Linked DNA regions of Mus musculus: region 2 is linked to region 1. Evidence: chromatin loops called from intact Hi-C (ENCODE). Cell type or tissue: heart. All regions are shown on one strand.

Region 1 (2,500 bases):
TATTTCATGGTACATTCTATGAACACTCAACCCGACTAGACTGGAAAAGGGTACTTTGCCCATAACTTCCATAAAGTCTCTCTCTTCAGGTGGGTAAGACAAGGACTAAGCAGCAACATGAATCTGGGTTCAGGGGAACCCATTAGAGACTTGGAGCACAGAAACTGTATGGTAACTGGTCATTTTGGCATGAAACATAATGCTGAGTATAGAACAATTACTACTACATCAGAACATGCCCAAACTCCAAGTTTTAAGATGCCAAACAAGGGCCAATGTTGCAGGCAGAGCCATCAAAGGACAGAAGTTTCAGGCCTGACTTCACCACAAACATGTTCTGGCTTTTTCTTTCTTTCTTTTTTTTTTTTTTTTTTGAGGTTTTGCAAACATCAAACGTTACAGCTTTCTTTTAAAACATAAATCTATTGATGTATTTTATATGTATGGCTGTGCACGTGTTTAGTGTTTCGATTTGCATTAGTGAGGTCAGAGTAGCTTCTCTCTTTCACCTCGTGGGTCCAGGAGATTGAACCATCAGGTTTGGCGACCTGCTGAGACGTCAACTTCAGCTTTTAATTTAAATATTATCTAGCACTTGCGTTACCTCTAACAAAGGATGTACGGCTAACGCAATTAATATCACACTTTTCAACTGGCTACAAGCTTCCCTTGTCAAATTGGTTTTTGTTTTGATTTTTTTTTAAGTTTTGGGCTGCTATTCTCCAGCGTGAGAAGAGGAAATGCAAACATCTTCCTTTTAGATACCCGGGCTCAAAACACTCAATTCTATGAACCTCTTACAAGCACTTTGAGATACGTCACTATCATCATCCTTAATTTACACTTGGAACTGGATAGAGGTAAAGTGACTTGCAGAAGTCCGGGAGCCGGACGTGGGCTCAGGTATAGGATCGACCCCTAACCTAATATTTGGCGTCGCCAAAAAGCTGTGTCTAGGCTCTTCGTCAGGCCATGAATGCACCCCAAGTTAGCAGAGCGGGATGTGCTGCGAGGGGAGACCCCGAGGGGACAAGCGGACGCTGCATGCCCGGGTCACCAAAAAGACGAGACTCGGCCTGGCTCCCTCCCCGACCCCGGCTCTTCCCCCCTGCCGCCAGCACTCGGCCCGGGAGGCCGCCTGGTGCCTTTGTGAATCTGGACGCGAGGGTAGGCTAGGAAACCTCTCTTTCTAGGCTGGTTGACGTACAGGAAGGTCTCGTCGCCCAAGCGAAGACACAGTGGTTACAGTGACCCCAAAGCCTGGGCCCCAACTCACCCCGCCCGCCGGGCCGCAGCTTCCACACGCAGGAGCTTCTGCGCCTGTGCAGAGGGGAACCCGGAGAAGGCGGGGCTTGGCGTCCTGGGCGGGGGCGAGGGCGGGGTCTGGTGTTCTGGGTGGGCCGAAGGCGGGACTTTGAGTCCAGACCCAGATCTGGGTTTTCCTTTGGCGGCTTGGAGGTTGGAGCATGGTGGAGGAGTGTAGATGGGATGAGGGGATGGCGCCCTGCAGCCAACTGATTACAGTGCCAGCCACGGGGCCTGGATGCAGGCGCTGGCTTTAGTGAGCTGCGTCCCACTTGCTGGGTGCCTTTTAAGACAGCTTCCCTTGTTCCATCACCCAACTCGGAACCTAAAGTCGCATCTGAGATTCACTCTATATGATTTTAACGTTTTATTTCACGTGGTTCTCACTTCTGAACTAGATTGTACATCACACCTGTAATTCTGCTCAATCCGATCATCTGTTACAACAATGTACACCTTGCTTTTGAGTAAAAACAGTTGGTTTGAAATTTTGTTGTGGGGCTGGAGAGATGACTCAGTGGTTAAGAACACTGACTACTCATCCTGAGATCCTCAGTTCAATTCCCAGCAACCACATGGTGTCTCAGAACCATCTGTAATGGGATCCGATACCCTCTTCCTGTTACAAAAAATAAAAAAATTTAAAAAACAAAAAATAATTTCTTGCAAGCACTAGTTGATGAGCCACAGTCTTTCACAAGGGACAAGTTGTGACCTAATGGATCGTGTGCTGGGGTTGGAGTTTAAAAGAGTTCAGTTAAGAACCAAAAGCTGACTGGGTTTGTTGTTGTGGTTTGTTGTTTCCACTTTTTTTTTTTTTTTTAACTTAAAAATCTAATTCATTTCCATGGGGAAACTTGGCAAAGGAGAGAACTCTTCCTTTATGTTGTTTATAGGAACCATTCATTAGACAAATGCAGTGGAATACAAGCATGCTGGTCAAGATACTAGGTATGGGGTACATAATTGTCTTTTAGAAGGTCATTTTCTTCCAGGGAAAAAAAGAAATGCTGCATCTGTAAGAACAGTTTGGGTTATGATATAATTCCAAAGTCTATATACAAATTTCAAATTTGTCTGTATAAATATCAAGTTTCATATGTTAGTATTGAATTTGAAATAGACTATGTAAAAGATGCAAAAATTTGCATCCTAAATTGTGTCAGGTTTTTGTTTTTTGTTTTTTTCTGGTTTT
Region 2 (2,500 bases), 71 kb before region 1:
TCTAGGGCTTGATGTGGTAGTGAATACATTTAATTCCAGCATTCATGAGCGAAGGCAGGAGTTCCAGGCCAGCCAGGATCATATAATGAGGCTCAAAAAAGTCCTTAAATATAAAGCTTACTTATGTTTTAAATTGTGTGTCTTAAGAATATCCGAGAACTCATTACGTCTCCCCTGATGCTTTAGAAAACCACCCCACAAATAAAGTCTTTACTGTTCTGGTTTGGTTTTAGCTGGATGTACTCAAAAAAAAAAAAAAATCCAAGATTGTTTTTGTTTTATCTAGGGTTAGGAAGAGAAAAGGTAAATGAAGTATTAAAGACTGCTAATTTAATCAAGCACAGTCAAAATTTGCTCAGTGCCCAGTTTTGTTAAGATGACACTATTATCCACAAAACTACGAAACAACTGAAATATAGGATACTACTTGTTTCCTCAGTGATGCTTAACACATAATACCCATCACTGGGTAAAAACACCAAAACTAAGCAACTAAATGATACTTGTCTAGGACGCAGCAGAAAGCGGTTGCGCCTGCGTAGTGCGAGTCGCAGAGTCGAAGTTCCAGATCCCGGCCCCCGCCGCCTCCGCCCCTCCACACTCCCTGCCCCTCAAGGGTTCCCACTGCGCACGCGCACTGCTTAACGGCCGCTCAGGCGCCCAACAATTAGTCCCTTGCCTTCTCAAAGGAAACTCTTAGTTCGAAGAATGGGTCGTGAGCCCTCTCCTTAGCCAAAGGCGGTTCCCTTCGGGCGACAGCGGCTCTCTCGCTCACTCTCTCGGGCGGACGCCGGAGCTTCTCCGGAATGAGGTTCTGGCGGTGGCGCCAAGCAGCGTACGCAGCCTGAGTCCCGCTCCGTTCGCCACACTGACCCAGAGGACTTTAGTCCTCCGGCAGGTCCCCCGGGGTAAACTGCTCGTCGCTTACCCGCTCCGGTTCCGGAATACCGCTGTCGCCACCGTTCCTGTAATTCTCTCCAACCTTTCGATGCTTCTACTTCTTCATGAACAAGACAAGATGGCGCCCGGTGGTTCTCACCCGGAAGTGAATGATAATAACATCCGCTTTTCGGCTGAAGTCACACTGATTCTCAGCCAGGCTTACGACCATGTGATCTTACCGACGGGACGAGTCCGCGCCATTTTTGTTGAGGGCAAACCCAACCCACCTCGAGTTGGACCCTCTTGTGTGTGAAGCCCGTGTCATACCCGACACATTTTCATTTGTACAGCCAGCACAAAGCCGAGCCTAACGTTCCGGTACAATGGACGGAATTTAGTAAACTTTAGGCAGGAGACCCTCGAAGAGCAAATGCGTTCTAAGAATCAGTTCCGCTTTGGGAAGGATGCTGAATCGCTTTGCCTCTTTCAGACTACGGAGAGGACCGCAAGTCAAACCCTGCCAACTTGGAACTCACTGTGCCAGGCCTGAGTCGCAGAGCCTGAGTTCTGGAAGCAGGGTGTTTGCTAGGTCTCCTTGTTCACCTCCTAGCATCGCGCCCCCTGGTGGGAACATTTACTCAGTTCAACTTCGCTCAGCTACTCTTTAAGGAAAAGTAACTGAGAAGCAGAGTTTCCACTGGTCCTTCCTTACCTAAACTCCAAGATGGCCTCCCGAAAGGAGGTAAAAGGTGTTTAGCGTGAACAATGTTCATATATCTAAAATGTCAACTTTCCAGACTAGGAGTTTAATTACAAAAGGAAACAAAAATTCTAAGAAACACAGCATTCTTAACCTAAATATTGGAAAATGACTTTCTTGAAATGTCAGTGTAACTAAAAAGAGTTATGAAGGAGAATTCCAGGAAAAAGTCTGTGTCTGCAAAGATTGATTGGAGCTTCAGTGATGTGGAGAGGTTGGAATTTTACAAGTCCAGAGGCTAATTACCCAATCTGGCCCTAGCTTTACCCACGAATTGCCAGTCTTTGCCAACCTCCCCATATTAGAGCTAAATCCTGTGACTAATAGATTAAAAACCTTTTAGAACTTTTAAAAAAATGATTTATTTATTTTTATTTTATGTGTATTGGTGTTTTGCCTGCGTGCATGTCTGTGTGAGGGTGTCAAATCACTTGTTGCTGGACTACAGATAGTTGTAAGCTGCCATGTGGGTACTAGGAATTGAACTCTGGTACCAGCGCTATTAACCACTGCCCCAGCCTTTGGAACTTTTTAACTTAGCTGACTCCCAGTTTCCACCAACCCAAGAGCTAAGAATGTTATCAGATAGCATCTGCAGCGATGTAAAAAGTGTCCCCATCTTGCTGTAGCTTCTGTGATGTACACACCAATGTATCTTAAGCCTGCCTTGGTTTATGACTGTCTGTTCTTTAAAAACTATAAAATGTCATGAAACCACTTCCGTGTTATAAAAGAAATTTGGCATAACTGTGTTCCTTGTGCCATGGACATTCAAATGTGGCTCCACAATAAACTCTCTTATTCCCTTTAATGTGAGAACTCTGTTTTTAGCACCCACACCATGCACTAAAAATCTAA

The links. Hi-C counts contacts between places; a loop is a spot of excess contacts. Peaks named below come from ENCODE experiments on the same cell type or tissue, not always from the same donor. Only the 100,000 strongest peaks of a DNase experiment are listed, where the experiment ranks them.
Region 2: a loop joins it to region 1, with 4 times the contacts of the local background. A loop is called at or near these places in 3 of 42 quality-filtered maps.

The regions. Positions count from the first base shown.
Region 1 is chr4:21,775,094-21,777,593 of GRCm38, reverse strand. Usp45 (ubiquitin specific petidase 45) reads right to left here and starts at 1,324. Exons shown (of 18, transcript NM_152825.2): 1 at 1,277-1,324. In heart, no CTCF peak of the experiment used is centred here; a DNase peak (open chromatin) is centred at 1,343; H3K4me3 peaks cover 1,590 bases; H3K27ac peaks cover 1,163 bases.
Region 2 is chr4:21,846,568-21,849,067 of GRCm38, reverse strand. It overlaps Pnisr (PNN interacting serine/arginine-rich), which reads right to left and starts at 1,020. Exons shown (of 11, transcript NM_001369189.1): 1 at 929-1,020. 4930528A17Rik (RIKEN cDNA 4930528A17 gene) reads left to right here and starts at 620. Exons shown (of 1, transcript NR_028384.1): 1 at 620-2,500. In heart, a CTCF peak has its summit at 1,511 (motif pointing left); DNase peaks (open chromatin) are centred at 597, 1,077 and 1,417; H3K4me3 peaks cover 1,904 bases; H3K27ac peaks cover 1,408 bases.